Linked DNA regions of Homo sapiens: region 1 is linked to region 2. A link is a contact called in ENCODE Hi-C data. All regions are on one chromosome and are shown on one strand. Each heading gives the region's core, a stretch centred on a gene start or an enhancer-like site at or near the end of the contact. The rest is flanking DNA. Distances are from core to core; before and after follow the strand shown. Region 1 holds the start of PCDH9 (protocadherin 9). Region 2 has its middle 83 kb from the start of LINC00355.

Region 1 (4,326 bases), core at 1,315-3,814, 3.1 Mb before region 2:
ATTTGTCTCTGAAACTCCATCTCCTTTGAAAAGAATCTAGACATATTTCATTCTGGGGCTTTGACCTGTGGTTTTCTTTAATTGAAGTCTCATAGTCATTAATTGAATCATGTGATGATTTTTTTTTTCTCTTCTCTAACCTTCATCTTGTGTTCAAACTAAGATTTCATTTATGAGCAGGAGGTAATAATGGGTTCTGCCAACACGTGAAGCTATCCTTAGCAAAGAGAAACAACTCCGTTTAATAATGATGTTAAATAATTATTGCTAAGCTATGTGTTGCGACTACAACATGACTTTGAAATGACTACGGTATGATTAGAATAAGAATATGATATAACTGTGGTGCTTATGAAATGAACTGGAAAGTGGCTGTGCTGCTATGTTTATTGTAAATGTATCACAATGATGGTTCATTTATTTAAAAACAGTGCAGTGCATAAAATAGGTGACAATTGGAACAATGTACTAGCTTTAATTGTAGATTTTGTGAATGGCAAAATGATCGTTTACTGTGGTAAGATAAAAGAATCATCCTTTCATTCACTGACATTATTCTGTGAGGCAATATTTTTCTTTTCACTTTGGGATACTTGTAAGTCCTTTCTATTCTTGAATTTTATATATTCTAATCATACAAAATATTACTATAATAAAAGTTGCTTTGCTATTTAAAAAATATCAGTCTATTATCTGCAAGGAAAGTATTTTATATTTTACATATAAGGGATTAATGGATTTTACAGTGGGCTTTTAGACACTGCAGTTGAACTGTGAATATTAACTCAGAAAAGTTTGAATTAAAAAGAGCTTACAATTTCATGTTGGAAAATTGTGATGTCAAATTAGTTGGTTAAATCATGTCATTATTTATTCAATATATGGCTTAGTAAGCTTGATTGGTGTTTTTTTTTTTTTTTACTTTTCATTTAAACGTCTAAAAACAAATGTTACTTAAAAAAGAAAAAAAGCAAACAAAACTATTGTACTCAAAAACAAGGGGTAATCTCCAACACGCCCTCAGTCAAGAGCTTAAGTATGTCAAGAGCCTTTAATGCCTAGGCAGCCCATTATAGAATGGGGAACACACAGGTTTAAAATAAATGCCCTTTATTCTTCCTGTAAGTTAGACCAAGTTATTCAATCATGTACTAAGACCTTCTCTGACAACCTTTATAGGTCATTCAGAAAATAAATTTTTGTTCCAAGTGAACTGTTCCTATGTTAATGCTTCAAACTTTACTCAGGTATCAGGCGTTAAGTACAAGCCATTACACAAACCTTTGTGGTTTACTGACTTTGAAAGATCAATCAAATATATTACTAGATAGTGCTTTGGGGGTCAGTATTTGAGAAATAAAGCTGTATTTTTTGGGGAGTCATTCCATCCAGTTCCCGTATGAAAACGAGAAACTTGTGAGGATTTAGTACAGAGCTGGAGTCGGAGAAATGAAATGCACGGGAAAAGACGAAAATCACAGGAAAGAAAGTTGGAATCAGCAGAAAGTGCCTAGGGGAAAGGAAGTGTTCCACAGCTTGGGAAACAGCTGCCTGGGACTCCTTCCAGCCCCTCGGAAGCAAAGTTCGCAGTGAGGTGGGCTGGAAGCGGGTTTTGCAGCAGCCGCGAGTCCGGGCTCAGGTTTCCAGGCGCGGCTGGAGCAGAAGTGCAGGGACCGCCACGATCCACCGCCGCGGCCGGTCCCGCTCCGCTAGAGGAGACTTCGCACGCGCAGCCGACTGGCCCGGGCTGACCGAGGGGACCCAGACGCTGCCACTTTCTCTTTCCAAGGCAGTTTCCGTGGCTCTGCATGTAGGAAGTGCTCCGATTAATTTTCTTTCCGGTCTCCGCAGAGATTCCAAATTCTGCGGTCCCCACCTTTCGCTGTACTCCCTCTCCGCCCTTCTTTCCAATGTCCCTGCCAGCAAAAGCCTCTATTTGCAGCACCGGGCATGTTGTCCGTTTAACGCGCTCCGGGGATCTGCTGGCTCGTGCTCCCAACCCAGGGGTGGCTATACGTCTCGCGCCTCTGTTCCTGGGTAGACTCCCCCATCTGTGCATTTTGGCCCCTTCACTTAGCAAAGAGATGTGCGAAGTGTGCGCCTGGAGACGAGCCGCCTCGGTGACCCCCATCCGCCCGCAGCGGTGGCCCTGGTTCCCCGGATCCGCGCCCGCGCCCTGCGGGTCTCCCGCGCCGCCCTTGCCCGCCGGACCACCCGGGCTCAGAGGGTCGCTCGCTTTCAGCGCCTGCGAGCGCCGCTTCCGCCCGGGCCTGGGGAGCGCCAGCGCGTCCCTCCCACGCCGGACCCTGCAGAGCATGCTCAGTGCACCTCATGGAACCCGGCTCTCCTGGGGCCAGGATCAGATTTCCGGGTTTTCGCTGCTGCCGAGGGGGCGCGGAGGAGGGGAGGCTGGGAGACAGTCAGCGCCTTGTTCCGCGCTCCCTCCCTCGCGCCGGGCTGCGGCCGCCCGCGCCGCAAGATGCAGGCCAATCAGAGCCCGGGGGCGGGGCCTGGGCAGTCACGCCCTCCCTCTGGGCTTATTGAGAGTTATATCAAGAAATTCAGTTCAGAGAGAGGAGAGGGAGAAGGAGAGAGGGGCAGAGGGGAAGGGAGAGAGGGAGAGCACGCGAGACGGAAAGGAGCGCCTCAGAGTCTCTGAAGCACGCAAGAGATAACCGATTAGGAATTTTTCGGGCAACTGTCACCCGGATAGCTGTCAGAGAATCATCATCACCGCAACTCTGACGTTTCCTACAAGAAGTTAGAGACTTAAGCAGTATTGGCATCGGATGGAAATGGTATGCATGCTGCTGTGGAAAATATCCCTGAGCTGAAGAAGTGCAACTATGTGTTGTGTGTGCTAAATGCCCAGAAGAACCCAGACCCAGTGGGTAAGAGAGACGAAATGTGGAGAGAATGACTAACGACAAATCCGTGAATTTGTTCTCTGGAGTTGCTAATTTGCCAGCCCGAAGCAACACATTTTACAAGGAGGAAACATTTTGCTGCTTCTGATTTCTCCCCAAACTGGTGCTACCAGATGCATGGCTTTCTATGTGTTGGAACAAATCATTCCTAACTGCAGCATACTGGGAAAGGGGAAAGGTTGAGGCAACTAACGTAAGTGTAAAGTTTCGCATGCACAATTGTAAATTCTGTGTTTAGATGTGTCCTCAGTGTAGGCGAAAGATGCTTGTAATTGGGTAGACGGTTGGGGCAGAGCTCACCTACTCGGCTGTATCTGCATCCCTACCTGCATCACTCTGCCGGAACTAATCGCGGGCATCAGCTACTGTGCAGCCTAATGCAGATAAGATTAGAGCCTGAGAACTGACCAGTCCTACTCAAGTAGGTAGCTGCCTGGAGCCTTGCACCCATTTAAACTGCAGTTATCTAAGCAGAAGCCTTTTTACCTGCATGATTGGGTTGCAGTATTTATGTGTGGCAAATGTTACTAATATTCTAACCAGAGATCAGGATTAAGAAATTGCATTTTTTTTCTCTTTTATGTTCAGTAGAAAATATTGTGATGTTACATGGGAATGTTAGCTGCGTTTCACTTATATCTCGGCACTCTCTTCCACCTCTAGGAAAATGAATCCTATATTATTATACATTTTTAAAAGTTTTAATGTGTTTATGAATCCTAATGAGGATAATTTGTCAATATGGAGAAAGGAGAGCAAGCTGTGGGCAAGAAATCTGAAGTCTTGTTGTTGTGCTTTTAGGCAATGAGGATGTGTAGAGGCCGGTGACTATTGCTTCTGATGCCGCTGCAGCGGCATGTCCGGATGCTCGTTTCCCAGTAAGATTGTATTAGAAGGCAGTTGAAGAACTGGGAGGAAAGAAAAAGATAGCCTTTTTAGAAAAGATAGGTGACTCAGTGGGGCAGAGAAGAAAACACATTTGACATGTGACAAAGCAATTAGCAGGAACCGTAGCTAAATACTTAGTGTTTTTCACTTGCACCTGAAAAGACTGAGGGAGGTAGGTTAGAGGCTAGGAGGAGGGTGAGACAGGGGGAGGGGAAGAGGAGAACAAGAATGCATGTTTTGAATTAAACAGTATTCTGAAAAACAACGTGCGTGAATATAGGTAAAAATAGCAGCTGTCCTTAATTCAAAAGTAGAAAATTTTATTTTCTCCCGGCAAATGCAACCAGCAGGAGATATTTAGTGTTTTTCTCCACAGAGTAAACTTGCAAACAGTGGCAGAGCAAACTGCCATGTTTACTAATGTTCAGGGGAAAATGTGTGGTGATATTTTGTGACGGTGTGTTTTTATTTACTGAAGAATAATATTGTCTATACAATTGTGTTGACAGCG
Region 2 (5,005 bases), core at 1,042-3,541:
TGTTGTTAATAAAGAGAAAGTTTTCGCTCAGTCCCCAGAATATCTCACAAAGCAACAATGGAGACACTCTAAAACTTGATAATCAAGGGCTTTGTGCTACTTCTGGTAATAGATAATATTATTGTATATTTATTATGCTAATTAGTACTTTATACTTTTCAAAATATTTTAACAATGAAGTTGCACATGTATACATGTTCACCTTCTGGCACTAAATGTATTAGTTACATTACAAACTTGCTTCTAAAAATTATTCCTATGTTCTCTCTTTGTTTTAGTTTGAACATGTTTATGTATGAGATTAATCAACAAGTAAGAAAGTTTTTTTGTCTGAAGGTTTGCACAGGTTATGGCATTATTGAATGTGTTATGGTGGAAGGTGTTACTTCAGTATTTATTTTCATAAACACACTGGCTTGGAAGAAGGGTAGGAAGAAAGAAAGGAAGAAAGGACTAAATTTTAAATGCACAAATATCCTAGATAATTAGCAGTCCACTTTCCTAAGAACACAGGCATGAAAGCAGATTTGATGAGGATAAATGAATCCTTTCTCTTTTTCTAAATTTAGTTGCTAACTACATTAGTGATGCCATCAATAGTATGATTAACAGCAGAGCTTTCATCTTATGCAAGGAGCTGATGTTTCTGTCTGACTTTTCTCTTTGATTGTGCTGCCTTATTTGGTGTTACAAATCAATGCATGTGCAGACATAGAGCAGGTCAGACCTTAATGCTTTACCTGGGGATCAAGAAATATAGAATAAAATTCAAGAGGTCAGCAGGCATGCCCTGATTAACAGAGTAGATTTTTCTGCTTCCCATACTGGTTGGTATATGTTAGTGAATTAAAATGTAGCACAAACACTCACTGCTATTGTATAAATCACTCATGTATTTATTCTAAGGACCAAAGTTTCAGAGTGCTCCAACTGACTGTCTCATTAAGATGTATTTATACTAGTTAAAAAAAGAGACTTGACCCAATTAGTCATTTATATTAACTGTTTATTCATTTAATTATAAAAGGAAGGCACATGTATCATTGAAGATTAACAAATTTACAAAGAAAATATTAAATTAATTCAAAGTCTAACACTTTGTTATTCAAAATATTTATTACTTTCTAAATCCATATTATAGAAGTGCATTTTACACAAAATTAAATACACTCAATTTAAATGTACAATTTCCAGTTTCACAAGTTTTGACAAATGTGTATGTCTAGTTAATCACCATCCCAAACAAGATATACATTTATATTCTACAAAAATGCCAGTTGGTGCACATCCTTGCCAATACATGATATCCACATTTCACCAATGTCAAAAAATGTTCAGTATTTGTTGTGCTATTTGTTCATATAGTAAATATATCGGTACATTTATAGATCTTTTTGAGATCTGCTCAATGTTTTTGCCCTTCTTCATTGGGCTGGTGGCTTTTTTCAAACTTAAATAATGAGACTCAGAAAATATGATTAATTATCCAGTCTATTCAAGTACAAAGCTTGAGGTTGGTCACTGGGGGAAATCATGGACACTAAATGAATGGGGGCAGCATTTTGCAAAGTGGAAAAGTTAAAGTTTCAATTATGTAGGCAAAAACAGAAGTTCTAGCAGGATTACAACATTTTCTGTACAAGACCAAGTGCACACACCACAGCAATTTGATTGGTTACAGATTACTATATTTCAAGGAAGTTTAAAAGACAAAACAAACAAACAAACAAAAAAAAACAAGTTGCAGCTACATGCAGCATGACTCAGGTTATATACCTGCATTCCTCTCAAGACTCAGGATAAAGTTCTAACAGCTTTAAGTTTGAATTATTTAATTTTGTATTTTCTTATGAGTGACTTTAATGACATTTTTATGTGTGCCTAATGTAAATTGTTAAATATGTATATGTCATATATATTCTAAAGAATTGATAGTTCAAATTTGATAAAACATGGATAATGTTAAGCTTTTTCAATCTTGTATGAATTATGTGAATTGTTACGTTTATAGGTCTTTGTAAAAAATGTTTTCAAGCCTTGGGAATTTTCTGATTATGTATAAGCAACCGAGAATCCTAACCCCAACTGAAAGTGATCTTTATGCTGATCTGCTTCTCTTTACAAATTCTGCTTTACAAATTTCAGACTTCTTATCCTACCCAAATTCAATTATCTCTACATTTCAGTAAGTTCTTTGTTGTGTTTCAGTTCCCTTGTCTGCACTAAGATCAGGAAACTGCCGCCAGACAGAGTTTGGGTTGGCTGTGTCACCCACAGTGCTAATTTTCCTTCTCTCATTGGCCATTGTTATATGTTTTCCTGTGACTCATGATTCAAAAATCATTGTTTCAAATATTTCATGCAGTTTCTACTTGTTTTTGGAGAACGGACAGATTTGTTAGTCAGTTATTTCATTATAATTGAAAATCCAACTTGCAGTACCAAATATATTTACTATTCGTTTTGTGGTGTGCTTGTTAGATTTATTATGTGTTTTTAACATACACATATTTTTATATTAGCTCACTAAATACAACAATCCTTATTATGCCCGCTTTCTAGATGAGAAAATTGAAGCGTGATAAAGTCAGGTTATATGCCAATGATGGAGCCAGCATTTGAAACTAGAAACTCTTCCTTCAGAGGCAGAATTATTCATAGGTTCATTTTGGTACTTAAATAAACTAATGGCTCTCAAAACACTTAGTACATGACAGAGCATATAGTAAGTGTTTCGTATTTTTTTTATAACTTGATTGACACTGGAATGGATTGAACAGTGGCCCCCACAGAAGATAGGTTTGAGTCCTAATCACCAGAACCTGGGAAATAAGACCTTGTTTGGACACACACACACACACACACACACACTCACACACACACAGGAAACCTACTTCATTTTGAAAACTACATCTTTTCAGATGTAATTAAGACAAGAATCTTCAGATGAAATCATTCTGAAATTAGGGTGGGCCCTACAAGCAATGAAGATGTCCCTATAAGATCGAATCAGAGGCAGATTTGGACAAGAAGAAATACAACGGAGGAAGCTATGTGAAGTTGGAGACTAAGACTGAAGTTATGCAACTACAAACCAAGGCATGCCAAAAAGTTCAAGCAGTCACCAGGAACTGGGGTAGAGGAGTGGGACATGTTCTTTTTCAAGGACTCCAGAAGAAACAGACCATGCCAAAAACTTGGTTTTAGACTGGAATACAGAACTGTGAAATAATTCATTTCTGTTGTTTAAAGCCATGTGGTTTGTTGTAATTTTTGTGGCAGCCAATGGGAACTAAAATAGGCATTATTTTTGTTTATGGTATTGTATCTACCTTTTGCCATTGAGAGTGAACATATTAATGGTTTCATAATATTTCAACTTCTATGCTGTATAATAATATGAAGCCTTAGATTAAAATTTTTATATTAAAGCTAATATTCCAGTAAATTTCTTTCTACATAAGTACTATACGGGTTTCTATTCCTTTACGAAGCATTTGTAACTATTATTTATGCCTAAAGAATCCAGGAAAGTAAAAGACAAAGTACTTTACCAATGAGATATTTGCAGTTGTATATCAATTAAAATAATTTGTCATCTTAGTTGCATCTTCATTTTTAATTTTGTGTCATGGAGTAATATGGAGTAATGAAGTATAAAATTAAAATACCACAGGTTTTTTTTTAGTTTATTTAAAAAACCATTTAGTTATAATGTTTAAACATTTAGTTCTAACACGTAAACATTTTAGACCCTTTATTTTGTATTTCTATTTAAAAGAAAAATAGTTTCTAAAATATTATTCTTAAATATACTATGGCCATCATGAAAAACATCAAAATGTAGGGACTCTTAACTGCTCATAAGTTTTCCAGATAATAAGAAGAGTTGGAAAACTTCCCTGGTCTTACCAGAGGTTTAGAACCCAGCTGAAAGAAACTCAGAGAACTGCTAAAAGATACATTGCAAAACTAATTTCACCAAGCATATTGTCATCAGACTATCCAAAGTCAACAGGAAGGAAGAAGACTTGATTTAAATTACATTTTACATTTTATTGATTATAGGTATAATAAGTTTAAAATATGATTATTTTCTTGATTGAAGACATATAAATGCATTTACAATCAATCAAAAAATAAGTTTATGTATATTTTCTGATTTTGTCTTCATGTATGAGTAAAATAAGAATCATGATCCTGAGGAATAAAACTATTTTCCAAACAATTAAATGTTTCTCTTATTATCATTGGCTTGACAGAATTATTTTCACTCCCCAATCCCTACTCATAACTGATGATGTCCAAAACATTAACAACAACCTTATTTGTATGCTCTTTGATATTATTGAATGCCATATGAAATTTGTCTATAAAAATAATAGTTATTCAATGAGATAAAGTGTTAGGGGTGTCTGTGGAGAAGATGATGAATTTTCCAGTCTAGTTAGGGAACCACAACATGTCTGAGGGCTCAAATGAATGACATGATCCATCTGATTGGGTGACCCATAGCATTTTTGTTTATTTGGTTTCCATGGTAGCTCATATTTTTAATTTTCACATAGTCTTTTACATTCTGACATTTCACAAAATTTGTCTTTAACCCTTAGTACTTTCCTCTCATTCATTTCAATGTATTCACATCCTTTTTTACATATGGCTCCAAATTTCACTTTGTAATAAAAATATCTCCCATGTGATTGTCCCACAGTCTCTAAGATTTAATATTTCTACTAGAATATAATGCCAATCTCTCAAATTCAGTGTATTTACAACTAAGATACCATTAGGGTTTATTTGTGGATTTTTATACTTTTATTACTGGCTCCGTGGTGAGAAACCTTTAGGATCTATATGACAACATCCTCTGCTTCACCACTCCCATCCGGCCTGCCTCCACCTAAGGGTCACATTTCCTTCAACAAATTTCCACCACTTTTCCTTTCCTTATTATGTTTCCTACAGATTTCTGACTTACCAAGTAATACTATATTTGTATCTT

The links. Hi-C counts contacts between places; a loop is a spot of excess contacts on that map. Pooled maps may share reads with other maps.
Region 1: a map of A673 shows a loop between it and region 2 (9-fold over the local background). The contact joins the promoter of PCDH9 here to the enhancer-like site in region 2. A Hi-C loop is called at or near these places in 5 of 168 maps with a recorded cell type or tissue (A673, MCF 10A, PC-3 and 2 more) and 7 of 50 pooled maps.

The regions. Positions count from the first base shown.
Region 1 is chr13:67,228,574-67,232,899 of GRCh38, reverse strand. PCDH9 (protocadherin 9) reads left to right here and starts at 2,564. Exons shown (of 5, transcript NM_203487.3): 1 at 2,564-3,120; 2 at 4,325-4,326. RefSeq lists a silencer at 2,154-2,293.
Region 2 is chr13:64,156,362-64,161,366 of GRCh38, reverse strand. No RefSeq gene overlaps it. Among named protein-coding and RNA genes, the nearest start is that of LINC00355, 83 kb to the right of the region's middle. Within about 2 kb of position 2,291, at least 2 of the 41 ENCODE cell types and tissues checked have a DNase peak (open chromatin) inside an H3K27ac peak, as active enhancers do; they include A673 and endothelial cell of umbilical vein, where a contact is called at or near this core.